2 separate regions of the Homo sapiens genome follow, and region 1 is linked to region 2. The links are chromatin contacts, found by Hi-C or POLR2A ChIA-PET in ENCODE. All regions are on one chromosome and are shown on one strand. Each heading gives the region's core, a stretch centred on a gene start or an enhancer-like site at or near the end of the contact. The rest is flanking DNA. Distances are from core to core; before and after follow the strand shown.

Region 1 (5,557 bases), core at 2,739-5,238, 50 kb after region 2:
AGTCCAGCAGCCCCATCTGACTTCGTGAGACCTGCAATGAAAAAGCGGCAGTGTGCCCCTTTCACAGGTGAGAAAAGCTCAGCCCTTCTGATGGCCCAGGACCTCAGGCCTCCTGAGCTGATAGACGCAGGGTCAGCCCCAGGCCCACCTCCTGTATCTACAGGGCCTTCACCCATCCCGTTCTCCTCATAAGCCCAGATCTGTCACGGGGACCATGCTCCAGCCACACCACCCCGCACAGCTGCCCTGGAGCCCAGCACACACATGCCAAGACAGAACAAGAAAGACCCTCGCTGGCAGGCAGGCTCCTGGGCTCCTGGCTCCAGAGATGGGCCAGCCAGGCAGGCACGACTTCCAGCTGCACCTCTGAGGGTGGGGCCCTGGCTGCCCAGGTCACGGCCAACTGCCACCACCCTGCTCCTCCCTCAGCCAGCAGGTGTCCCCTGGGCCTGCCACCTACCAGGCCCCAGAGCAAAGCTCCCTGCTGCCCCCAGCATGACACTACTCCTCCCCAAACCTCCATCACCACCTGCCATGCCTACAGAGCACCCGGGGTGCGTGCACACACGCAGCTGGGAGAATGTGGCCTCACCCTGCCAGCTACAAGCCAGGCACCAGAACCAACCCAGGCTGACACCGGCCTCCTGGGGACGTCTGGGGGTGGAGCCAGGAGAGGAGGGGCAGCCAGGCAGCCTGCTGGCATGTGGTCCACCACCTCTCCACATTCAAGACCCTGGGCCCACCCACTGAGGGAAGCTGAGCCCGAGACCAGCACAGATCCATGACTAATAGCACACAGACCCCGGCCACAAGAAGCCAGGCCAGGGGGCAGAGGGCCACCCAGCCAGGCCTGGGTCAACAGCAGAGACCACAAGGTGGGAGAGTCACTCAGGGGGCAGGGGGTGGAGGGAGCGAATGCAGAGCCCAGACTCCCCCACTCCTCTTCCACAAGGCCCTCTCATTCCCTTTACTCCAAGGAGCCCAAAAGCCCCACGGGCCTGGGCAGGATGCCACCCTAGCCTCCAGGCTGAAACCCCTCCTCAGGTCCCAGGGAGCCTGAACTCGGTCCTTGCCTTCCCATCACAGCCAAGTACACCTCAGCTCACCGCACAGAGCTGGACCTCAGCAAGCCAGGGCAGCATGGCCAGGGACTGCCGCCGCCCGAGTGCAAATACCAGGGTGCTGGCATCACGGCACAGCTCCCGCCCGGCAGCCAGGCCACATGGCAGGAGACCAGGGCTGCCCCCAAACACGCAGCTATGACTCTGCCCTGGCCCCCAACCCAGAGACAGGCCGCCTGCCCCCTCCTGGGGCATTCGAGGAACCGGCTGGAAGCAAGAGGCAGGGAGGTGAGCTGGCCCCGAAACCCAGTGCCCGGACTCCAAGGAAGGCAAGGGCCTACCCGGTCCCATCCCACACCTGACCGGCTGGCCCGCGGGGCGAAGAGCCAGGGCGGACACGCGATAGCCCGCCACATTCCTCCAAGACCTCCCTGCCCCCACACCCACTGCTGCCAACTCGAGCAGAAAACACATCCTCAGGTAGCGATGTGGGGCCACGCTGGCTCAGGCCCAGGTGCAGATGACAGGCTGCGGGCCCTGCTCAGACCTGCCTGCTGCACCGCCGTGGGGGCGAGGGGCTGGGCTTCTCACAACTGCCTGGGCCCTCCCATGCCCGCCCCTGCCTTTTCCATCTGGGGGACACTTTCCCCTCTCTGGGGCCCCCCTGGTCAAGGGATACTCGGCGGGGTGCTCACGGGTTGAGGACATGGCCAGAGGAGACTGTGGCCAGCTTCCACGGGTGGGAGCTCAGGAAGCGGTGAGGATGGGGGCAGCAGGCAAGGCTGCCAGCCAGGGCTGCAAAGGTACAGCACAGGACTGGGAGCCACACACGGCAGGCCCAACTGGCGTGAGCTCGGCAGGGATTGCCCTCAACTCACAATCACTTCAGGGCCCAGGATACCAGGTGGGCACACTCCGGTGCCTCCTGCTGACTGGAGCCACTTCCTGGCTCCCAGATCCATCTACTCCCTGATCACAGGTCTGCATGGTGCTCTCATTCCCGCACTCACCCAGTTCCAGGCCCCCAGCACAATGACCAAGCAGGGAAGGACCTCTGGGCACCAGGGCAAGGCCGTGCTCCAGGCAATGAGGTAAGGCGCCCGAGGCCTGGGCCTGCCCACCTACCACTACCCACCTGCCAGCCCACTGGGATGAGTACCTGTTTCCCAGTGACACTGGACCCCTACCACCCCTCCTCCCAGCACGCCCAGGCCAGGGCTCCTGCCTGACTGGCCACCTGCCAGGGGAGACCAGACAGCCCCGACTCAGCTTCTGCCCCTCCAGAATAACAAAACCAAAAAAACCCACAAACAGGGCAGTGCCACAGAAGGTCACTGCACCAGGATCCACTATCTCTGTCTCTGAACGATCTTGGGTCACCATCGGGGGCTTCTGCCGACATAAGCGTTAGGCGTTAGGCTCTCCCGGGCCTAGGTCCCACGGCGCCCGCCCGTGCCCCCCAGGCATCCAGGAAACTGCAGGGCAGGCGCAGGCTGGCCACGGGCCCGGGGCGGCTCAGTCAGGGCCTGCCCTAGACCAGCCCCAGCACGCGCTGCGCACATGCCACCGCGGCCTGCCCGGGACCGGGGCGCCTCGCCTCGCCTCCCCACCCAGACAGACACGCGCAGGGCGACGCAGGCACACGCCGCACACCGCCGCGCACGCGGGACGCCGCCGCCCCGCCCCCGCCGCGACCCCGCTCCCGGTGGCCCCGGGGCCCCGGCGCGCCCACGTGGCCAGGCGCGGACCAAGTCCCCAGAGCACGCGCCCCCTGCCGGCCCCGCCCCGCCTGGGCGCGCGCGGCTCGCACGCAGACCCGGCCGCAGGTGTTGGGGGTCGCGAAGCGCGCGGGGCCGGGGCGCGGAGAGAGAGGGAAGGGCTGGAGCACGAGGGATGGAGCGCACGTACCGGCCAGGCGAACTGGAAGGGGATGACGACGAGGCCCGGGTCCTGGTCGCCGCCGGCCCGGGCCCGCGCCCGCGCTCGGTCCCCCGCAGCGCCCGCCGGCGGCAGGTAGAAGGAGTTGCCGCCCAGCACGGGCGTGGCGCCGTGGCCGTAGCTGCAGGGCCCCGTGGGCGTCACCTTGGCCTGGTACTCCTTAAGGCACACGCGCACGTACGTGTCGCACTCGTCGTGGCCGCAGCCCCCCGCGCGCGTTGTCCGGCCGTCGCCGTCACAGCAGGCGCCGCTCAGCAGCTCCCCGTTCACGTTCCGCAGCGCGCTCAGCTGCAGCTCGAAATAGCCCATGGGCCGCGCCGCCTAAAAATAAGGCAGCGGGAGAGCGGAGGGAGGCGCGGGCCGGGGTCGGCGGGCCGGGCGCCAGGGGTGGGGGAACAGGCCCCGCCGCCCCGCCCCCACCCAGCCGCGCCCGCCCGGAGCCCCAGCCGCCGCGCGCAGCCTCGAGGGCTTCCGAACCACGGCGGCCCCAGGCAGTGCCCGCCCGGCCCCTAGGGGCGGCCCGGTGTGCCCCGTCCGCGACCCCCGCCGCCCCCGCCGCCCCGCTCACCTGCACCCAGAGCGCCAGCAGCAGCAGCAGCCGCCGGGGAAGGCGCCCCCGGCCCTGCGCCCGCATTGCCCCCGCGACCCGCCCGCCCGGCCCCGCCGCCGCCGCCCGCGCCCGGCTCCCAGCCGCCGCGCCGGCCTCCCAGCGCCCGCCCGCCCTCCGAGCGCCCGCAGAGGCAGCGGCAGCGGCAGAGGCGGCGGCGGCGGCGGCGCGGGCGGGGTCGAGCGCAGCGCCGCGGCGCGCGGGCCTGGGCGGCGGGCGTGCAGGGGCGGCGGCAGCTCCGGCTCGCTGGCGGCCGCGCTCCGGCTGCCCGGCCCGGCTCCCACCCGGCGGCGACGGCGGCGGCGGTGAAGGCAGCGGGTCCCGGCCTCGGCTCTGCGCGCCCGCGCTCCCGGCACCGCAGCCAACAAGTTCGGAACGAGACTGACAGCTCGCTCGCCCATTCGTCACCCGCGCACCTGCATATGCATGAGGGGGCGGGGCCGCGCCGCGGGGTGGGGCCGGGGGGGGGTCCGGGGGCGCCCCAGGCTTTAAAGGCGGTGGAGGGCGTCGCCTGCCAGCGCCCCGGCCCGGCGCGCGCCCCCCAGGGCGCCCGGGCGGCGGGGGCACGGGGCCTCGGGGTCAGCGCGGGCCGCGGGGGCCCCGCTCACACCTCCGCGTGAGTCGGCGAGGCGTGCGCCGGCGCCGCAAAGCTGCCTCCCCTCCTCCGCCTGGGCTCCTGCCGGGTGTCAGAAACCGGGGGTGGGGCGCCCCGAGGTTGCCGTGTGGTCCCCTCCCATCAGTGCGCCACCGCCGCGCTCCTCGCAGTCCCAGAGGAGATGCCGCCTCCTACTCTGATCAGGGCTCGGCCCCCACGCGGGGTGGCGCGGCCCTGGGGCCAGAGCCGGGCCCAGCCCCTACTGCGCGCCCCCCACCTCCTCCGAGAATCTCCCCTTCTCCGCGCCGCTCCTACCGCCTCCACGCCGGCTGCAGGGGGCGCTGCGCCCCTCCGACGCCCCTGCCTTCCCCTCTGCGAGGCGCGCTGGTCAAGCAGCCAGTCAACAAATGCTCCAGGGTGCAGACTGCTCAGCTCGGCGCTGGCGTCGAGGTAGCCAGGCCATGCCCTCAGGAAATGCTCAGGCCACATTCCCCGTTTCCCGCCTCTCGCCCCCCAAACTCAGGTCTGGGCTTGGGGGGCGAGAGGCGGGAAATGGGGAACAAAAGTCGGCAGTGCCTGTCCCTGAAGGCTACCCCGAGAGAGGCCTCCCACTGCTGCCCTGGTCACCAGGCTTCCACACCCCATCCTCTGCGGTCACCTCCTTGCCCTCTCCCTGGGTGACCTCGCAGCTCCTCCACAGGGTCAAAACCAATGGCACCTTCCTCTCCTCCAGTGAGCACGGTCCTTTCCAGAGCTAGGGGTCACCTTGGTGGTTAAAGATCCCCATATGGTCCAGAGGGGTCCTCAACCCATCCCCATGATAACTGAGCTGTCTTCTCTCCCCCTAGCTCCTCTCGCAAATTTGCCCTGTGCCCGGAGCTGGGTGGCTGTGCAGCCCCCCAGCCTGGAGCAAGTCACTGCCACCATGCTGCTGGGGCTGAGGGCTGAAGGAAGAGAGCTTTGGAGGCACAGGGCCTGTGAACACCCCATGCGCAGGGTCTGCCTGCTCCATCCCTGTTTAGCAGCTCCTCCAGGATCCAGGCCGCAGGCTCAGCTGAAGGTCCCTAAAGGGGTGGGTGGGAGCCCCCCATGCCCACCTCAGCTGGCTCTGCTCAGAGTGCCCACCCCAAACTTGGTGGTGGGTAGGCTTCGTGGGGATTAAGACACAAGCCAGGATGAGGCCCGCACAGAGACCCCCACCAAACAAGAGAATCCAAGCTGTGTTCAGAGCCTTCCAGTTGCCGCCTTCCGGTGTGTGGGCGGTGATTACCGCCTACGGGGGGAGGGGCTCCCTGTGGAGATGCCACCTCTCCTGTGCTTTGGCCTGGGGGCAGGTACTCGGGTACTCGAGAGAGG
Region 2 (5,883 bases), core at 2,433-4,932:
ACACGCCCGGCCAGGGAGTGTGTTTAAGAAGTCACGTGGCACACGGGGTGGAAGCAGAGGTAGATGGTCCGCCTGGGTGCTGAAGGCCCTTTCAGAACACAAAGAGAAATTAGGAGAATGGGCAGTGCAGGTTTTTGGGAAAAGAGCTGGTTTTTGTTGAAAAAGCAGAGGAAACCCCAGACATTGCATGGGTTTAGGCCTTAGCCTCACCACTGTCGAGAGCCTCCTGCCCAGGAGGGCCAAATTCTAACCTCCAATCTGCTTGGTGAGGACCTTAAGATCCTTTCCACCCTGGCAAGCCACCTGCCAGGGTGAGCTGAGAAATCAGCCAGGGGAGCAGAGTCACTTATGGCCAAGAGGAATTGTTCTGGGGTTTGGTTAGTAAGCAGGAGAAAGAGGAGAAGAAAACTGCGTATGGGGGTTGAATGCCTCTAGCAGAAGAAGGTGAGGCATAGAGGCCTCTTACCACTAGGGAACATATTGGAGTCACGCAGCAAAGTATGTTAACAGCAGAAGTTACCCAAGTCACAGAGCACCAACATATGCTATTGGTGGCAGGAATCCGAGCTACCGGTGGTGAGTCTGTAGGGGTCTGCAGCAACCTCAATTCTTGCCTCCTCAGAAGAAAGAATTTGACTGTGGGGCACAAGGCAGAAGGAGAGACCGAGGCCAGTTTCAGAGCAGAGGCAAAGGTTCATTAAAAAGTTTTAGAGCAGGAAGGAAAGGAAGGAAAGTGCACTTGGAAGAGGGCCAGGCGGGCGACGTGGAGGGCAAGTGCCTCTTTTCTCTCCTTGATTGGGTTTTCTCATTGCTTTTCTATTTTATTTTGATTTCATCCCCAAATAATTAGCTCCTAGACTTACTTATTTGTTCTAACCAACCTGAGTCCGTTCATTTTTGCTTCTGTCTTTACGATCTGACCCTTTGGGATGTGGTCGCCCATCATCCCCATGGCAGGCAGGGAGCCGTTTTGACAGCAGCATCTCCCTCTCTCACTCCCACCTGTGGAGGACAGCCTCGGGACTGGCCCAAATGCCAGCATTTGCTCTCCTGCCTATTTCCCAGGCCGTGGTGAGGGGCTTTTCCTCAGGGTCTTCATGGGGAGAGTCAGGGGATGAGTGCCTCTCTCCTCACTTTGCACTCCTTCCTCTATGTCATGCCAAGGCACTTCAGCGGCTCAGCCTCCAATGATGGAGGTGACTCTGGAGCTCAGGCTTCAATCAACCAACGAAGAAAAATGTTAGAGACACTTCCAGCTTTTTCTTTTTTTTTTTTTTTTTTTGAGATGGAGTCTTGCTCTGTCGCCCAGGCTGGAGTGCAGTGGCGCAATCTCCACTCACTGCAAGCTCCACCTCCCGGGTTCACACCATTCTCCTGGCTCAGCCTCCTGTGTAGCTGGGGCTACAGGTGCCCGCCACCATGCCCGGCTAATTTTTTGTATATTTAGTAGAGACAGGGTTTCACTGTGTTAGCCACGATGGTCTCAATCTCCTGACCTCGTGATCCGCCTACCTCGGACTCCCAAAGTGCTGGGATTACAGGCATGAGCCCCCACGCCCGGCCACTTCCAGCTTCTTGAACTAAAAATATTGAATTCAGAATCTCTTGTAAATGCACACAGCTCAACAGACTCTAATCTTTAAGTTTGTGCTTCCCTCCCAGGTCTAGTGTTTGCAGAAGCCACCCACCCCCACACACACACCCCCAGTCTTCTAACAATATAAATGACAAATCTTGCAAACCTTTTGATGTGTAAGCCTTCTTTTCCCAAATTAGGTTTGTGCTGATACCCCTGGGACATGCCGGGATCTGATTGTAATTGCAGGTTTGGAAGTGGTGAGGTTGGTAGTGGTGGAGTGGGATGGAAATCAGCACCTGCTTGCAAAGTAACCACATCAGGTGAGGTCACAGAGAGGTCTTCAAACAATGCAGGACCAGACCCATCAAACAGGGGCTACTTCTCTTGGTGTGATTGTCAGGGTATGCAGCTCATCGCCCCCCTCCTGATTCTGGGGTCCAACACCTTCCCAGTCCATGCCCTGATTCTCACAGAAGAGACCTGAGGGAGGGTGAAAGTCCGGTCTACATTGGCATTCAGCAAACCTCCCAATAATGCCCTGAGGCTGACCTGAGGGCACACCAGACTCAACAGCCTTAAGAGAGAAGAGATTCTTTCAGTGATGATGGAAACCTTGTTCTCTGACCAGGCCTTGAGCTCAGCATTTGAAAAGCCCAACTGTGTCATCTTGTTTCCTGAGACTCTCCAGTGCAGCTCAGAGCAGCCACCTCAGCCCACAGGCCTGTGCCCCTCCTGCCCGCTGTACTGTGCTGCCATCACCAGACCCACACTGCACAGGAGCTTCACTCTAGGTGAGCACAGGTGGTTACTTAATTAACTGTCTCACCAGGTGCCACGGACTCCAAATATCCCTTCATCCTCATGGCCCCCAAACCCAACCAGGTCATAGAAACCATCCAGAATCTCACCCACCAAGGTCTGTTATCTGCAGTCACTTCTGGTGTCAAATACTGTAGGAGTCAGGATTCAGCTGTGGATAACAAAAACTTATCCTGGCTACTTTGGGTAGAAAGGGATTGAATCAAGGCAGAATGGAGAGAATTAAGGGCACTGTGACAGCAGGAAGAGCAGGGTTTCAGCTGGGCCTCAGCCACGGCTCTCACAGTGGTACTCCAGAATTGTCCTGCTGTGGTAGATTAGAAATGGCCACAGATCCTTTGCAGCTCCTGCAGTCAAGAAGTAGATCCATTTCGCCGCCTCCCCCGACCCCCTCATTAGGGACTGACTTGTGACTAGCTTTGACCAAAGAAGGTATTGAAAGTAAAGCTCTGGAGCTCCTGCTCTGGTGCTCTTGGAGAGCTGGGACAATGTGAACAAGTATTGGTGAGGCTAAGAAACTGGGTAAGTGTTGAAGCACCCCAGCCCCAAACCAATCAACTGATAAACCTGTGTGTGATGCCAATAAGAACCAGCTAGATCCCAGCTGACCCACCGACTAACTACAGAACCAACAGCTGAGCACAGATGCAAGCGTGAACCCAGCCAAGCCCAGCAGAACCATCCTGCTGAGCCCAGCCCAAATTGTCAACCCACAGAACCATGACCTGAATGCATGGTCATTGAGCTTTGGGATGATTCATTACACAGCAAAAAGATATCCAATGCGCCTCTCCAGGAAGCTTCCATTCCTGCCACAATCCAGAAACTGGGGAAACCATAAGATGCCCCTATGTTTGGCTCCAGGACCATATTCCCCTAGGCAAGACAAATAACAGCAAAATGAATATCCTATGACATGAGGTCTAGGGGTGAGACTCTGAGGCTTCTGTTACTGCCGCCTCAGAAATGCTGACCATCTCCCTGTCTGGGCTTGCTAGTGGAAAACGAGGGAAGCAACAATGACAGATTCTACCTCATTTTTCCCATCCAACTGTCACCAGAGGGTGTCTGTTGGAGGGGCACACTCCATGGAGCCCATGGCAGCTGCTTATCTAATCCACAGCCTCAACCCAGCCCTGTCAGTACTGAACCAGATTTTCATTTCCACCAGTTTGACTCATGGGCCTCACTTGGTCTGAATTTGGTGTGTGTATGTGTGGGGGGAGGGATGGGCTATCATTCGTGGTCCTCCTCAACAACCCCACCACAAAAGCACAGAAGCCACAAAGAAAGACTGACAGACCTGACTACACAAAAATTCCAAACTTCTGATCAGTTAAGAGAACCACAGTGAACAAACTGAGGGACGCTTCTTGCAACACACATCCCAAAACGATGGACAGATTCAACCATAAGCATTTAAGACTTTTACTCAGCAAAGACTCCACCAGGAACTCTGAATTTGCAAAAAAAATATATATACATTTGCAATATACATGATGGAAGAAATGACAGATTTATCCATGTAAAAATTAAAAATATCTCATGGCAAAAGACATTATAGACAAACATAGCCAGTGCAACCTGTTCTACCAGCTTGGGGTACAAATAAGGTCACATATTTTTGTTCTTCATAGGAGCCCCACCCACTCCCAGTGCTGGAAAGGGAACTCTATTCCCTCTCTGGGTGAGCTCACACAGAGCACAGCCTCTGTGCAGAGCAGCGCCACTGCCCCCACCGACATCTTCAGACGTGTTCGCTCTTGACACGGTACACCCACAGTGATAGAGCCATCCCTCAAAAAAACCTGCACACAGGCGGCTCCACAGCAACAGCTTGAAATGTCCGTCACTGGGGCACCGGGAGAATGTTCTGTGCACAGGTGCTTCCTGACAACGGAATCCTTGCTGTGGTTGGGAAGACTGGAGTGGACCCCTAGGCCCCAGGCAAAAGGCTGGTTTCTCCTGCCCAAGACGCCTGAACAGGCAGGGCCGAGAGCTCTGTTTATAACCCCAAGCGCCAGAAGTGCTGATTTTCTAAAATAAGGGTAAAATGCATAGCCAAGTTGGGAGGTCAGAAGGAGGGATGGGGCCAAATGCAGATGAGCCGATGTGGAACCGCAGGGGCAGGGCTGTCGGACCCAGCTGCGTCTGGGAGGTACTGGGCTCTGGGGACACAGCCAGGCCACAGGCTCTGCCCAGACAGGGACTGGAACTGGGCTCTGCACAAGGCTGGGCCTGTGAGGGTCTGTCCCGCAGGAAGGGGGACAAGAGAGGGCAGAGGCGCCCAGCAGGGGCACCCTTCCAGAGTTGGCATAGCATCCTTGAGAATCCTGTCTGCTCTGGGGAGGCTCATGTGCTTCTTGTCCATGTATGTGCTCACAGGACATTTGGAGACCAAATTCATGCCAAGGAGAGAGGTGCGGGCCTGGGACCTCTCCCCCTTGTGTGCAGGTGGGAGCTTCATGCTGAGTGACCCGGAAAGGGGTCAGGATGCTCTGTCAGCTCTGTGGCCATGGCCATCCATGTAGCCCTTTTATGCATTTCTTACCTGCAAAATGGGAATCATAAGAGTATCACCAGCAAAACACCTGTGGTGCTGCGGGTTAAGTGAATTATTTTTGCAAAGTTTTCAGAGCAAGATCTGGCATAGAGTGAACACTGTGAAGCATTTGTTAAAGGAATGAAGAAATATGACGTGGTTAGCTAGTCTCTGAGGCCGAGCTCTGGAGTAAAATTCCTTTCCCCATTCAGAGGAAAGGATCCACCCACTAAGAGGTGGGAACATCTACAAGGCATAGAGGTGCAGGGATGAGCTACACAGGACAAAACCGTTCCAGTATCCCATTCACTAAGCCCTCTCATTCTTTCTCAGCTACACCAGAGGTGTGCTGGCGTCTTGACCTCAGTCAGTGAGGGCCACTGAGTGCATGTCTCGGCTGTCTAACCAAGCAAACCAGTGACCCCTCCTCACTGGTGAGCAATCACCCACAGGCCAGCAGCTCCAATAAGGAAATACACATGGATAAGCGTGACCGGATCCACCCTTGGAAGCTGCTATGGACTGAATATTTGAATCCCCCCAAATGCATATGTTGAAGTCTTCACCTCCAAGGTGATAGCCTTAGGAGGTGAGTTGGGGAGGTGAATACATCATAAGGGCACAGCCTTCATGAGTGGGTTTAGTGCCTTTTAAAAGAGGCCCTAGGAAGCTGTTCACCCTTGGCCACGTGAGGACAGAGTGAGAAGGCACTGTCTATGAAGAACAAGCCCTCAACAGACACGGAATCTGCCAGCATTTTGATCTCAGACTTTCAGCCTCCAAAACTGTGAACAATAAATATCTGTTGTTTATAAACCATTTAGTCTATGGTAGCCTCTTAAAGCAGACCAAACAGACGAAGAGAGAAGCCATCCCCACACTCAACCCAAGAGTTTCTACCCATATGAATTTTGGGGTGTCAACCATCTCTCATTGGGTTTAG

The links. A loop is a pair of places that touch in the nucleus more often than their neighbours do. ChIA-PET counts read pairs that join two places held with the same protein, here RNA polymerase II (POLR2A). Pooled maps may share reads with other maps.
Region 1: a pooled map shows a loop between it and region 2 (2.4-fold over the local background). The contact joins the promoter of JAG2 here to the enhancer-like site in region 2. A Hi-C loop is called at or near these places in 1 of 37 single-sample maps with no recorded cell type and 1 of 50 pooled maps. POLR2A ChIA-PET finds 5 or more read pairs at or near these places in 6 of 52 experiments (A549, CD8-positive, alpha-beta memory T cell, Caco-2 and 2 more).

The regions. Positions count from the first base shown.
Region 1 is chr14:105,164,788-105,170,344 of GRCh38, forward strand. JAG2 (jagged canonical Notch ligand 2) reads right to left here and starts at 3,989. Exons shown (of 26, transcript NM_002226.5): 1 at 3,568-3,989; 2 at 2,970-3,320. The coding sequence starts at 3,633. RefSeq lists an enhancer at 2,711-3,210.
Region 2 is chr14:105,115,114-105,120,996 of GRCh38, forward strand. No RefSeq gene overlaps it. Among named protein-coding and RNA genes, the nearest start is that of LINC02298, 24 kb to the left of the region's middle. RefSeq lists an enhancer at 4,469-4,968. Within about 2 kb of position 3,683, at least 4 of the 41 ENCODE cell types and tissues checked have a DNase peak (open chromatin) inside an H3K27ac peak, as active enhancers do.